2 separate regions of the Homo sapiens genome follow, and region 2 is linked to region 1. Evidence: read pairs that join two places in POLR2A ChIA-PET (ENCODE). Cell type or tissue: Panc1. All regions are shown on one strand. Each heading gives the region's core, and the rest is flanking DNA. Links, peaks and the distances in the headings are about the cores only.

Evidence for each region. Peaks named below come from ENCODE experiments on the same cell type or tissue, not always from the same donor. Only the 100,000 strongest peaks of a DNase experiment are listed, where the experiment ranks them.
Region 2: POLR2A ChIA-PET joins it to region 1 with 6 read pairs; 2 of 35 experiments call an interaction of 5 or more read pairs at or near these places.

What each region holds. Positions count from the first base shown.
Region 1 is chr1:225,415,310-225,421,407 of GRCh38, reverse strand. It overlaps LBR (lamin B receptor), which reads left to right. Exons shown (of 14, transcript NM_002296.4): 4 at 1,610-1,693; 5 at 1,956-2,145; 6 at 3,228-3,424; 7 at 6,076-6,098. Among named protein-coding and RNA genes, the nearest start is that of LBR, 9.7 kb to the left of the region's middle. In Panc1, for the core only: no CTCF peak of the experiment used is centred there; no DNase peak of the experiment used is centred there.
Region 2 is chr1:224,925,563-224,935,012 of GRCh38, reverse strand. DNAH14 (dynein axonemal heavy chain 14) reads right to left here and starts at 5,338. Exons shown (of 86, transcript NM_001367479.1): 1 at 5,178-5,338. It overlaps LOC105373109 (a long non-coding RNA gene), which reads left to right and starts at 5,442. Exons shown (of 3, transcript XR_949207.2): 1 at 5,442-5,503. RefSeq lists a silencer at 5,004-5,103. In Panc1, for the core only: no CTCF peak of the experiment used is centred there; a DNase peak (open chromatin) is centred at 4,519; H3K4me3 peaks cover 2,117 bases; H3K27ac peaks cover 1,796 bases.

The sequences.
Region 1 (6,098 bases), core at 971-3,470:
CATTCTCCTGCCTCAGCCTACCGAGTAGCTGGGACTACAGGCGCCCACCACCATGCCTGGCTGATTTTTTGTATTTTTAGTAGAGACAGGGTTTCACCGTGTTAGCCAGGATGGTCTCGATTTCCTGACCTCGTGATCCACCCGCCTCGGCCTCCCAAAGTGCTGGGATTACAGGCGTGAGCCACTGCGCCCGGCAACAGACTTTTAATAAACTTTAAAAACTGGATTATATACATACTGCTCAGTAGTCAGCTTTAAGACATTTTAAAATATTGGGATAACCTTTCAGAGTGTATTTTTCTACATCATTTTTGTTGTTGTATTCTATAGTATGGATATATGGTAAATTGTATACATGTAACTTAATCGTTAAAGTCAGCTCTGTCAATGATAGACATTTAGTGTTTTTCCTTCCATATTTTCACTATTACAAACAAGTATTTTTATGTAACATCTGATTATTTCCTTAGGATGGATTCTTACAAGTGGAACTGCTAGGTCAGCTGTATGGTGCAGATTTGAGGCTTTTAATACATATTGCCAGATTGCATCAAGAAAGTTTATAGTAGTATCAGTGTATGAATGCTCAGTTTCTCATTCTGAGTATTATAATTTTTTTTTTTTTTTTTGGAGAATGTGGCTGTCAGACATTTTCAACTTACTGTTCTAACTTATATTTTGAATTAGAACATTTTAACTATTAGTGGCTCTCTTTACCACCCCGGGACTCCAGGAACAGATGCTGTGTGATACTTTGTTATCCTTTCATTTTTAATATTTAGTGACTGCTATATTTTTACAGTGTAATCTTACAGTCCTGGTGTCACAAGAACCACAGAAGCTTTGCCTCTTACCTGGTAGTGCCTTGGGCCTACTGTGTGTTGCATAAGTACCCACTATTTCTTAGTTTTCCATTATGGGCTATTTTGGAGCAGTGAATGTCTTTTTGAATGTCTTTTGTTTTTTATCCAGTTAATGAACTAATTTACCAATTTTTACTTTCTCTGCCTTTCATAGTAAATACCCCTAAAATCTATCAATGAAATTATGACATTCAGTCTGATTACGTGAAAGATCAAAGTTGTTTTTTTTTTTTTTGAGGCGGAGTTTCATTCTTGTTGCCCAGGCTGGAGTGCAATGGCGCGGTCTTGGCTCAATGCAACCTCCGTCTCCGGGTTCAAGAGATTTTCCTGCCTCAGCTTCCGAAGTAGCTGGAATTACAGGTGCCCGCTACCGTGCGTGGCTAATTTTTTTGTATTTTTAGTAGAGACAGGGTTTCACCATGTTGGCCAGGCTGGTCTTGAACTCCTGACCTCAGGTGATCCACCCGCCTTGGCCTCCCAAAGTGCTGGGATTACAGGTGTGAGCCACCGTGCCTGGCCAGATGAAAGATTTTATGTAGAAATCTATCCAATATTTCAGAGACTGGGAAATTCTAGTCAGTTTTATTCCTTTTCATTTTTAACAAAATGAGGGTTAAATTCGTCAGAATTAAGGCTGTGAAAAATCTGTTTTATTGCTTGATTCCAAAACAGTAAGTTTTTACCATCATGTTTCTTTTTAATAAGTTACAGTTCTTTTGATTAAATGTTTATATTCTTCAATTTAGAAGCCATTTGGAAATAGCATCAGCAGATATAATGGGGAGCCTGAGCATATTGAGAGAAATGACGCACCTCATAAAAATACACAGGTGGGAAAGTGTTCCCTTTCATCTTGGTTGTTTTTTTTTTTCTTTTTTTTGGTTAAAAGTGACTCTCCCTTGAGAAGCACATTGAAAATTGTAATATTTTATAACCTGTTCTAAAATTCTGTCCTTAAATTAAGACTGAATATAATTTCACAAATTTATTCTTACTAGTGTATAGCTGTATTGAGATGCTGAAATAGTTAATGCAGTAGCATTAATGGTAATTGTTCACTGCAGATATTTAATTTTTAAATTTTTCATTTAGGAAAAATTCAGTTTGTCACAAGAAAGCAGTTACATAGCAACACAGTATAGCCTTCGTCCAAGAAGAGAAGAAGTCAAATTAAAAGAAATAGATTCTAAGGAAGAAAAATACGTTGCAAAAGAACTGGCAGTGAGAACCTTTGAAGTGACCCCCATCCGGGCAAAGGACTTGGAGTTTGGAGGAGTACCTGGTAGGCCTCAGAGCTGGGCCCAGAGAGGGCAGGTGGGGTGAGCTAGGGGTGGTTGCCACAAGGTGAACTGGAAAGGCCTCTCTGAAGACATCTGAGGCAGGCAAGGTAATGAGCCTGGTGGGAACCTGTGGAAGAGCCTTCCAGAGAAGGAACAGTGGGTGCAAAGGCTTGAGGTGGGAGCATTTTGAGGGATTATGGAGTAGAAAGGATGCCATTGTAGCTGTGTTTAAAACTTTTAGCAGTCTGTTCAGAGGTTTTGAGCACAGAAGTACAAAGAAGTGATAAAGGAAGGTTGATCTGGGAGTTTGTATAGCATAGATGGTTACTTATCAGGGACAGAGAGCTCTGCTAATAGTCAGACCTGAGGCGGCAGGGGCCAGCAGTGGGCCTCAGCTGCCTGCATAAAATGGGATCCCGGAGGCTGCCCTACCTGCTAGGCGGGTTGATTGTGAGGGTCAAAGATCTGAAGTGTGCAGAGTTTTGGAGTTACTAAGTGGGTGGAACTGATGAAATTTTATGAGCTAGTAAAAGAAAAGACTTCTTGTCTAAATGGCTCAAAATCCTGCATGGCTTAATTGCTTTGTATTTTGTTATAACCTTTGGCTAGCTGGCCTGTTACAGATGCTGTCCAGCATCACTTAAAATCTGCACACATTACATGAACGTGACACTATTTTAATTGTTAGAAACTGAGGAATATAAAGTTTTTTGTTAAGATTAGGCTGATAATTTTTAGATGTTCTGATCTTCAGTTTGCTGGAGTTTCAACACATTCGCTCCTTAGTGGTTGGAGGTCAAATGTTTTAGAGCTTGGTTTCTGAGGTGGGTGTAGCTATTCAATGTTGGACCTCTTTCTTTTTTTTTTTATTTTTATTTATTTATTTTTTTTACTACTTTGATGCCCATGGTTGCCAGGCCACCAGAGGTGACAGGTAGAGATGGGAGTTTTTGATGGTACATTAGAAATTGGTTTCAGACAGTTAGCCAGATAACGAGTTCTGATCTTAACAAATCTAACATGATTCTTAAATAAATAAACCAGATTGAAATTTGAGCCTCGAATGTTCATGAATTGTTTGCAGGTGTGTTTCTCATCATGTTTGGCCTGCCTGTGTTCCTCTTCCTGTTGCTGTTGATGTGTAAACAGAAAGATCCCAGTCTTCTGAATTTCCCTCCTCCTTTGCCAGCTTTGTATGAGTTATGGGAAACCAGAGTATTTGGGGTCTACCTCCTGTGGTTTTTGATTCAAGTCCTGTTCTACCTACTGCCAATTGGAAAGGTACGTTTATGGTAATTCTGTTTTGTTTTAATAAGATGAGGTCTCACTATATTGTCCAGGCGGGTCTCCAATTTCTGGGATCAAGTGATCCTCTTGCCGCAGCCTCCTGAGTCGCTGGGACCACAGGCCTGTGCCATGCTGCCCAGCCTTAGAGTAGTTTAAAGGTTAAAGGCTGTTGTTGGTCATAATTCCCAAAACTTAGTTCATGAAGCCATTTCTCTTGTGCTGTCTGTATAACACTTGCTTATTAGGAGGAACTTAAAAAAAAATCTGATTGAGATTTCTTGTGTAACTTTTCAAACCAAATAGAAAAGAATAGGCTATTTTGCAAAGTAGCCGACTCTCAGTGGAGGTTGCTATGGAAAAAAAATTCACTCTTAGTATGTGTCATTTCAGATGCAGCATTTTAAATGATTAATTGATAGGCTACTGGGCTCGATGGACTTTAGTCTACATCTTTTACTTTAAAAAAGTATGAAAAGTTTCTAATTTTCATCTCTTTCAGAAGCTTGTTGTCAAGAACATTTTACGTTGTTTTCAGATTCCTGCAATATCTTTAAAATTTGTCTCTCCATTGCTAAGTGTAGTTTTTTCTTCTTTCAGTAGAATCCTTTACTTGGATATATTTAAAGAAACATGAGATTCCCTAAGTAATAAATAATTTATTTAAAGATCTTATTCTTAGGGCTTTGCAAGTTTGCCAACTGTCTGTAAACCAAAGGATCGGTTTTACTGGTGAATGCCAGTGATAGGAGGGTAGAGCTGCAGGCTTAATACTGTGGAGTGAGACCATAACTTTAGTGGCTCTAGCAAGGATTTTTGTGATAAAGACCTTCAGTCATTTCTACAGTAAGCCTCTACAGTTAAATTCAGATTCATTTAGGGTAAGGTGATTTCAGAGTATCAAGGAAAGCAGTTTTGGTGTTTAAAGTCATATATGTATATACTCATAGACTAAAGTGACTAAAAGCATATATATTAAAATATATATTAATATTATGCAGTCATCCCTTGATATCCTTGGGGAGTGGTTCCAGGACCTCCTGTACATACCAAAATCTGAGGATGCTGAAGGCCCTGATAAGAAATAGTATAGTATTTGCATATAACCTGTGTGCATCTTCCTTGTATACTTTGTTGCCTTTAGGTTGCTTATAATACCTAATACAACGTAAGTGCCATGTAAATAGTTATCATACTGTATTAGGGAATAAGGACAAGAAAAAGAAGTCTGTACATATTCAGCTCAGATGCAATTTTTTCCGAAATATTTTGGATCTGGTTGGTTGAATCCATGGATGTGGATCCCGTCGATACGGAGGGCTGACTGTATATTTGGATCTATATATTCACAGATTAAAGCCTAACACAGCATTTACTAGACTCCTTTAATAGATAAGGATCATCTGAAATTAGCATGTGGCATTTTACTAATCCTGTGATCTCAAACAGCTTTTACGTTTCTCTTGGGAGAGGAGGAATGCTAGCTAATGAAATCTGTAGCTAATGATAAGATAAAGTAGTTTAGCCCAGAGCAAATGATACTATATTTATATTTTACAGTTTGAAATGAATTGCTACATTTCTGAATAGTTATTTTGTGGGGTAAAACGTGGCTGCATTGAGCAAGTGGACTTTTTACTGAGCCAGTTCTATTGGGTACCATGCCTGTGGGTATCTCTGTGCTGAATGCTGTGAGTGATGCCGAATGAAGAGAGGAGATGGTTCTGATGCATGATGCGTGCTCACAGTCTCTCTCTCTCTCTCTCTTTTTTTTTTTTTTTCTTGAGACAGGGTCTTGCTCTGTTGCCCAGGCTGGAGTGCAGTGGTGCAATCTGCAACCTCCTCCTGGGCTGAAGTCATCTTCCCACTTCAGCCTCCCGAGTAGCTGGGACCACAGGCGCGTGCCACCAGGCTTGGCTAGTTTTTGTATTTTGTATTTTTGTAGAGAGGGGATTTCACCATGTTGCCCAGGCTGGTCTCCAACTCCTGGACTCAAGTGATCCTCCCACCTTGACCTCTCAAAGTGCTGGGATTACAGGCATGAGTCACCACACCTGGTTTCTCACAGTCTCTTATTGCAGATAAAAGAATCACATGAAATGGTTAAATAACTGGATGGGCAATATATATATAATATATAGCAGAGCAAGTAAGCATATGAGTATGCGTCATCAAATAGCACTTGGGTCATAGTAGAGTGGATAAACAGGGTAGAGCCCAATTGAAAAGGACCCCACAAATGGAAGACAATGGAATCATACTGTTACTTTGTAAGAGTATGGTAGCCATTGGTAGATGTTTGAGCTAGGGATCCACTAGATATAAAGGTATTTAAGCACATTTAGTCTTGAGGTGGTGGTACACAGGAGTGTGGCAGGGAGCGTGGCTGTTGCAGTTGCTTGGTCCTACACTAGGAAGTCATTACTGAATTTGTATTTAAGATAAATTCCTGAAGGTGGAATTGCGTCATTAAAGGGCTTGCCACTAGGGTTTTTGAAACATATTACTAAATTTCCATGTTACAAGATATCTTCCTTCTTGGGCGTGTTGAAAATTAAGTGATACTAGAATATATATATGTGTGTGTGTATATATGTATATATGATGGTGATGTGCTTAGTAAATTTGTAAATTTTTTTTCTTTTAAGGTTGTAGAAGGAACGCCTCTTAT
Region 2 (9,450 bases), core at 3,571-6,070, 490 kb after region 1:
CCCTTGAGCACTTCTTAGGGGACCAATTTTGTGATCCTGAATTCCTTCAGCATTTGTCTAGGAATGACTTCATTTCTCCTTCACTTCATTTTAGCTGATAATATATTCTCGGTTGGCATTTTTTTCTTTTGGCATTTTGAATATATCATTCATTCTTTTCTAGCCTGTAAGGTTTCTGCAGAGAAATCTATAGTAGTCTAATGGGGTTTCCTTTATAGGTGACAAGGATCTTTTCTCTTGGTGTTTTTAAGATTCTATCTTTGACTTTAGACAGTCTGATCATAATGTGCCGTGGGGATCTTTTCACATTGTTTCTGCCTGAGGATCACTGAGCCTCTAGTGTCTGAATGTCTAAATCTCTTGCTAGACTTGGGAAGTTTTTATCTAGTATTTTGTAAAACAGGTTTTCTAATCCTTTCTCTCTTTGCCCTTGGGGATATCAATAATTCATAACTTTTGTCACTTTTTATTGTCCCAAATGTCATGAAGACTTTGCTCATTCTTTTTTATACTTTTTTCTTTATTTTTTCTGACTGAATTATTTCAAAACACTTATCTTTAAGTTCTGAGATTCTTTTTTCTACCTGATTTAATCAATTGTTGAAGCTTTCAAATGTATTTTGTATTTACTTCAATAAATTCTTCAGTTCCAGAATTTTTATTTGGTTCTTTTCAAAAGAATCTTATCTCTTTAGGAAATTACTCATTCATGTCCTAAATTATTCTTCTGATTTATTTGTATTTTTTAACAATCCTCTTGTATGTCACTGAGATTCTTTAAAATCAGTATTTTGAGTTCTGTATCTGAGATTTTGAAAATTCTTTTTATTAAGATCTACTGATGGAGGTTTACTGTGTTCCTTCGGAGGTGTCATATTTCCTTGCTTTTTCATGTTTTTTATGTTTTTATGCTGATATCTGTGCATCTGGTGTAACAGTCACTTCTTCCTATTTTTGATACTTTCATAGGGAAGGACTTTTCCCTGAAGATATATCTATGGTACTGGCTGTTACGGTACTTTGGCTTTGAGTCTGCGTGTGTGTATTAGTGTAGTCTCCGCATTTCTTTGGCTGTAAACAACGTTAGTGATATCTGTAGTACACAAGAACACAACAACAACAAAAAAGAAGACAACAGGTCAATATCCCTCATGAACATAGACGCAAAACTCCTCAGCAAAATACTAGGAAACCAAATCCAACAGCACATCAAAAAAATAATACACCATGATCAAATGGGATTTATACCAGGAGTGCAAGGATGGTTCAATATATGCAAATCAATAAGCATGATACATCACATAGAATGAAGGACAAAAGCCATTTGATAATCTCAATAAATGCAGAACAAGCATTGGACAAAATTCATCATTGCTTCATGATAAAAACTCTCAACAAACCAGGCATAAAAGGAACATACCTCAAAGTAACAAAGGCCACATAGGATAGACCCACAGCTAACATCATACTGAATGGATTAAAGTTGAAAGCCTTTCCTGTAACAACTGAAACAAGATAAGGATGTCCCCTTTCACCACTCTCATTCAGCCTCATACTGGAAGTCCTAGCCAGAACATTCAGGCCAGAGCAAGAAATAAAAGGCATTGAAATTGGAAAAAAAGAAAATCAAATGGTCCCTCTCTGTTGATCATATGATTTTATATCTAGAAATACCTAAAAACTCCACCAAACAATTCTTAGATTTTATAGATGAATTCAGTAAAGCTGCAGGATACAAAATCAATGTACAAAAATCAGTAGCATTTCTATACACTAATAATGACCTAGCCAAGAAATAAATCAAGCAGGCAATCTAATTTACAATAGCCACAAAAGAAAAATACCTAAAAATAAATTTAACCAAGGAGGTAAAAGATCTCTACATAGAAAACTATAAAACACTAATGAAAGAAATTGAATACAACACAAACTAATAAAAAAGCATCCCATGCTCATGGATAGGAAGAATTAATATCATTTAAATGACCGTATTGCCAAAAGCAATTTACAGATTCAATGCAATTCCTATCAAAATACCAATATCATTCTTCACAGAATTAGAAAAAAATCCCCCAAATTCATATGGAATAAAAAAAGAGCCTGAATAGCCAAAGAAATCCTGAACAAAAAGAACAAAGTTGGAGGCATCACAATACCTGACTTCAAAATATACTACAAAGCTATAATAACCCAAACTGCATGGCAATGGTATAAAAACAGACACACAGACCAATTGTACCAAATAAAGAACCAAGAATTAAAGCCACATATTTATAGCCAACTGACTTACAACAAAACTGACAAGAACCTACATTGGAGAAAGCATACCCTTTTCAATAAATGATGCCTGGAAAACTGGACAGCCACATGCAGAAGAATGAAACTGGACCACTATCTCTCACCATATACAAAAATCATCTCAAAATGGATTAAAGACTTAAACATAAGATCCAAAACTAGGGAAAACTCTCCTGGACATTAGGCTAGGCAAATAATTTGTGACTAAGACCTCAAAAGCACAGGCAATAAAAATAAAAATAGACAAATCGGACTTAAACTAGAAAGTTTCTGCACAGCAAAACAAATAATCAACAGAGTGAAAAAACAGCCTGTTCAATAGGAGAAAAAAATTGCAAACTATTCATTTGACAGGGAACCAAGATCCATAATATACAAGGAACTGAAACAACTCAACAGGAAAAGCACAAACAATCCCATTAAAAAGTATGCAAAGGACAAGCATAGACATTTCTTAAAAGAAGACATGTAACCAGCCAATAGGTATTTGAAAAAAATGCTCACCACCACCAGAAAAATGCAAATCAAAAACCAGAATGAGATACCATCCTACCCCAGTCAGAATGGCTATTAATAAAAAGTCAAAGTCAAAAAATAACAGATGTTGGTAAGGATGTGGAGAAAAGGGAACTCTTATACACTGTTAGTGGGTATGTAAACTAGCACAGCCACTATGGAAAGCAGTAGGGAGATTTCTCAAAAAACTAAAAATACAATTACCATTCAATTCAGCAATTCACTACTGAGTATCTAACCAAAGTAAAAGAAATCAATATATAAAAGGAATACCTGCACTCACACATTTATTGCAGCAGTATTCACAAAAGCAAAGATACAGAATTAACCTAAGTGCCCATCGATGGATGAATGGATAAAAAATGTGGTACATATATACAAAATGAAATATTATTCAGCCATAAAAAAGAATGAAATCACATCATTTGCAGTAACATAGATGGAACTGGAAGTTATTATCTTAAGTGAAATAAGCCAGGCACAAAAAGATAAATATCATGTTCTCACTTATATGTGGGAGCTACAAAATTTGAATAAAATTTAAGTTTAAAATTTGAATACTATATGGAGGTAGAGAGTGGACAAATAGATAACACGGACTGAGAAGGATGAATGGCAGGAAGTGGGAGGATGAACAGAAGTGGGCTTAAGGGTACAAAGACTCAGTAAGATATAAGGAATAAATTCAGTGTTTGATAGTGGAGTAAAATGTACTTAACAAAAATATATTGTACTCAGGTCATGGACAACCTAAGTACCGTAATTTGGTCACTACACATTAGATACATGTACCAAAATTTCTCACGTACCTCATAATCTGGTACAAATAAAAACATTTAAATATAAAAATAAATTTTTCAATAATAAATCATAGCTTCTTGTAACTTTTTTACTTTATAAACTTTATTTCTTACTCTTTTGTAATAACACTGAGCTTAAAACACACATTGTACAGCTGTATAGAAATATTTCCTTTATATCCTTATTCTATTAATATAGGCATTTTTCTATTTTAAAATTTTATTTTACTTTTTAAACTTTTTAATTATAAACTAAGATACAAACACACACATTAGCCTAGGCATAGACAGGATCAGTATCACCAATATCACTGTCTTTCAACTCCACATCTTGTCCCACTAGGTCTCTGGGGTAATAACACATGGAGCTGTCATCTCCTATGATAACAATGCCTTCTTCTGGAATATCTCCTAAAGGACCAGCCTAAGGCTGTTTTACAGGTAACATTTTTTTAATAAAGAGGAGTACACTAAAATAATCGTTTAAAAGTATGGTATAGAGGCCGGGCGCCGTGGCTCACGCCTGTAATCCCAGCACTTTGGGACTCCGAGGTGGGCAGATCATGAGGTCAGGAAATCGAGATCATCCTGGCTAACACGGTGAAGCCCCGTCTCTACTAAAAATACAAAAAAATTAGCCGGGCATGGTGGAGGACGCCTGTAGTCCCAGCTACTCCGGAGGCTGAGGCAGGAGAATGGCGTGAACCCGGGAGGCGGAGCTTGCAGTGAGCCCAGGTCGCGCCACTGCACTCCAGCCTGGGCGACAGAGCGAGGCTCCGTCTCAAAAAAAAAAGTATGGTATAGTAAATACATAAGCAAGTAACATACTCATCTGTTATTATCAAGTACTATGTACTGTACATAATTGTATGTGCTACTCTTTTATGACTGGCAGCACAGTTTACAATAGCATCACCACAAACACATAATGCCTTGACTATGACATCACTAGGCGACAGGAATTTTTCAGCTCCATTATAATCTTATGGGACTACCGCTGTTATGAGGCACATGACTGTATATGTACATATATTTCCTAGCGTAGTCTATCCCACAAACGCAAGTAAAATATCCATTAGTGTCCCTAATGTAATTCATCAACTTCTTAGAAAAGTTATATCTCTACATACAAAATCACTTATAATAATCCATATATATTTGTGTTGAGAGTGTATATGTATATATTATACAATAAGTGATGGCAAGGTTTTTCAAATAGCTCATTATTCGTTTATAAATGGAAAATTTTAAAAAACTTCAGAAATATAGGACTAGAAGGGAACGCGGCCTGCCTGAGGGAGAGCAACTAAGAAGAACCTCGCGTTGAGAGCTCCTGCGGTCGGGGCTACCGGCGTGGCGGCGCCGGCGCCTGGTGGATGCGCCAGCATCTGCCTGGTGAGGGTTCCGCGCGGGGACTCGGAGGCGCTCCCACAGCAGCTGGGTGGGGAGCGCCCAGGCCCTCCGCGCCCACGCAGCCCTCCCAGTGCGACACCGGCTGCCCCACGCGCCGCCCGCCCGCCGAGGCTCTGCCGACCGCTGACAGGAAGACGCTGACGACCTTACCCGCCGCGCCGTGGTCCGACGGCCGTTGTGGCCCTTCCTGGAAGCGGCGAAGGTCCGGCCCGCCCACGCCGGCGAGCGCCAGACTAGGGTGAATGGGAAGGACCGCGCAGCACAGCCCTACCACGCCAGGCTCCGACGCCTCCTGGCCGTAACCGCCTGACCAAGAGCCACGCCTGCGCCCTGGCGAAGAGGCCACAATGGGGGTGGGGTCCCGAACGCGGCGCAAGGGATCCTGGGTGCCGGGCAGGTGAGGAGGGGCCCTGGCTCTTGCGAGATTCCACCGCGGGTACGCGGCGGCCCCCGATGTGACACCGACGGTGCTGGGGGTAAGGGGGGTGTTGGGGGTGCAGAGTGTGGCCCAAAAGTGTGCCCTAAAGGCAGATCAGATATGGTGCCCAAGTTAAAGACTCTAGTCTGACCTTTCTACCACCTGCATGCCTACCTAGGTATGGCCTAAAGGCGGGAGAAATGTGTGCCTTTGCAGAACAGGTGGCTCTGAGACCTCTGAAAGAGGTGACTTACACTTAAGATTTTCACAACTCGTGGGCGTGAATTTTCATTAAAAAGCCTCACTTACTAGTGAAGGATCGTATATATGTAATAAAACAGGTCTAAGAGGTATACAATTCTAAGGTAAAAATAATTACATATATATTAAAATACCCCATTTCTTTTTAAAGGTCTTATAAAAATTTAGTAAGTTAATGTTCTATATTTCACTCACGCAACAACTACAATATTTATTGAGCACTTACTATGTGCCAGGCACTGAGCTAGGCACAAAAAATACCTGGGTGACTTCATATTTCTTGGTGGGATCCACAGGAAAAAAAAATGTAGAGATTTGTTGGGGCCTATTACATCTAAGGCTGTGTTTAATATTTTAAAAATCAGCTTCCCATTTTTGTTACAATATTTAATAAGTTTAAATATATAACCATTCGGCATATTACAGTAAAATCTATGTATGAATTTGAGTCTTTGAGACGCTGTTTGGTAAGAGGGTTTAGGTATTGGGGGTAAGGAAATATGTCACTTTAAAAAGGAAAAACATTTTGGAAATAATGTTTTTATATGCCAATAATCATTTCCATTTGAATAAAATTGGCCAAAAAGTTGAGAGTCGTAACTTAAAAAAAATCAGTCAATAGACTGTCTAAAACAAAATAAGATCAACAAAAAAGACAGACTATGAAGGGCCGCCTGAGTTCACATCCAGTGTTCCTTATCTCAGTAAATAGCAATTCTATTTGCTTAAACCAAAAATCACTGGCGTTATCCTTGACATTTCCCACTCCCTTACCTTATATAGGCTTATTCTTTTTTGTATAACTTACTATAAAAGTGAATAAAGTATATCTATAGTATTTCATCTTAACTTGATTGGTTTTAGTAATCTATTTTTTTAAATGCATTTATACGTTCTTTCCCAGTGCTTTCTGTAATCATTTTTTAAATGTTTTTTAATGAAATTATTTCAATGGAAAAATGAAGTCAGATTTTATGATAAAAAGTCAGCCTGATTTGGCTAATTGATTTGACAATGCTGATTATACAGCAGACATTTTCCATAAATTAAATGAGCTAAATCCACAGATTCACAGTTTTGACAAAAAAAAATTGAAAAACATAAAAATGTCTTTAAAATTGTATTGGCAAAAGTGTATTAAACTTTTTTTTTAATTTTACTTTAAGTTCTGGGATACAAGTGCCGAACGTGTAGGTTTGTTACATAGGTATACATGTGCCATGGTGGTTTGCTGCACCTATCAACCCATCATCTAAGTTTTAAGTCCCGCATGCATTAGCTATCTGTCCTAATGTTCTCCCTCTCCTTACTTCCCAATCCCTGACAGGCCCTGGTGTGTGTTGTTCCCCTCCCTGTGTCCATGTGTTCTCACTGTTCAACTCCCACTTACGAGTGAGAACGTGCAGTGTTTGGCTTTCTATTCCTGTGTTAGTTTGCTGATGATGATGGCTTCCAGCTTCATCCATGTCCCTGCAAAGGACATGACCTTGTTCCTTTTTATGGCTGCATAGTATTCCATGGTGTATATGTACTACATTTTCTTTATCCAGTCTATCACTGATGGGCATTTGGGTTGGTTCCATGTCTTCGCTATTGTAAATAGTGCTGCAATAAACATATGTGTGCATGTGTCTTTATAGTAGAATGATTTATAGTCCTTTGGGTATATACCCAGTAATGGGATTGCTGGGTCAAATGGCATTTCTGGCTCTAGATCCTTGAGGAATCGCCACACTGTCTTCCACAATGGTTGAACTAATTCACATTTTCACCAGTAGTGTTCACGTGTTCCTGTTTCTCCACGGCCTCACCAGCATCTGTTGTTTCTTGACTTTTTAATAATCGCCATTATGACTGGTGTGAGATGGTATCTCATTGTGGTTTGGCTAACTGGGGACAGTGTTGCAGTGAAGACTGGAATTGTTGAACCTCTCAAACACTCATCTTCATTATACTCAGGAGATTAGTTTATTTTCTACCCAATGCTTCAGTGTTAATGGGGCTTTTTCCTTTCTTTCTTTCTTTTTTTTTTTTTTTTTTTTGAGATGGAGTCGTGCTCTGTCACCCAGGCTGGAGTGCAGTGGCGCGATCTCAGCTCACTGCAAGCTCCACCTCCCGGGTTCAAGCTATTCTCCTGCCTCAGCCTCCCGAGTAGCTGGGACTACAGGCGCCCGCCACCACGCCCGGCTAATTTTTGTATTTTTAACAGAGACAGGGTTTCACCGTGTTAGCCAGGACGGTCTCAATCTGCTGACCTTGTGATCCGCCTGCCTCGGCCTCCCAAAGTGCTGGGATTACAGGCATGAGCCACCACACCCGGCAATGGGGCTTTTTTCTATGAACCTTTGTGTAGCTCTTTTATAGTCATAAATATCACTGAAAAATATTACTCTTTTTTCTACTTCAAGAAAACTACCAGATATTTTAATTCTATAATACAAAGTGAACTTCTGAGAATTTGTTCATGCATTTTCTTTTTTTTGACAAGCTTATTAGGCCACTGGATTCCTTGAATAAGTATAAAGGGACTTAAATTTTATAAAGCAATTTGATATATGAGCAAATTCAAATAGCACTTTCAAGTATGAACTGCATAAATGGATAAAGAGTATAACATTGATATGGTATTATTTGGATTTTTAGCAAGACATTTGGTAAAGATTCTCATGATATCCTTATGGATAAAAAAGTGATATTGTGCTTAGGAATTTTTTAATTCATGGTAAAAGGTTTCTAATGCTATATTGCTAGGCTCTCCTTGGCCTAATTCCTTTCAAAGTTTTTATTAAAGAGTTCGATATTGACATCATGGCATGCTGGTTTAGGTGCATACAATATGAAACTGGGATGGGTAAATAAATGAGCCAGGATCAAAGAGAATCTTTATAAACTGAAACAATGCACCAAGTCTAACATGGTCCAGTTTCATAGGGGTATGTGTAGAATATAGTTGGGTCCAAAAAACTAACTTTGCAAAAACATATGGGGGTAGATGTGGTTTAACAATAGTAATCATGAACAAAATCTTAAGGGTTTTAGTTGATTGTGAATTTCTTGAGTTCACAGTATGATTTGGCTGGAGGTAAAGTTCATCAATTATCCTGAGGAAGTGGGAATAGACATATTCTTTGATGCTCCAGGGTATACAACCAGAGCCCATGCATGAAAACTATAAGAGGGCAGATTGACATTAAATATCAGGGAAAAAATGTCTGATTAGTCAAGCTGTCTAAGTATGGATCCCACACCTTGAAAAGTAGCGAAACCTCTGCCAGTGGGAGGACTTGTTTGAAGCAGAATCGGGGGACTTGTCTAAGTTGTGTAAGCAGAGGCCTGACAATCATTTGAAGAGAATGTTGAAGGGGAAGTTGATACATTGGATGAGATACATTCAATGAGTTATAAGATCCCTTCTGACAAGTATTAATAGATGGAATACTGTGGAGCTAATGAACCACGCCCACAGCAGATACTCCACCACCTCCTCTACCACTGAGCTAGTGTGTATACTTTGGAAACCACCAACAGTTTGGAGTTGACACTCTAGAAACCAGTTAGCATTCTCTGTGGCTATTGTAATACATTTGTTCTTTTTTTTTTTTTTTTTTTTGAGATGGAGTTTCACTCTTGTCACCTGGGCTGGAATGCAATGGCGTGATCTCAGCTCACTGCAACCTCCGCCTCTGAGGTTCAAGCAATTCTCCTGCCTCACCCTCTCGAGTAGCTGGGATTACAGGTGCCCGC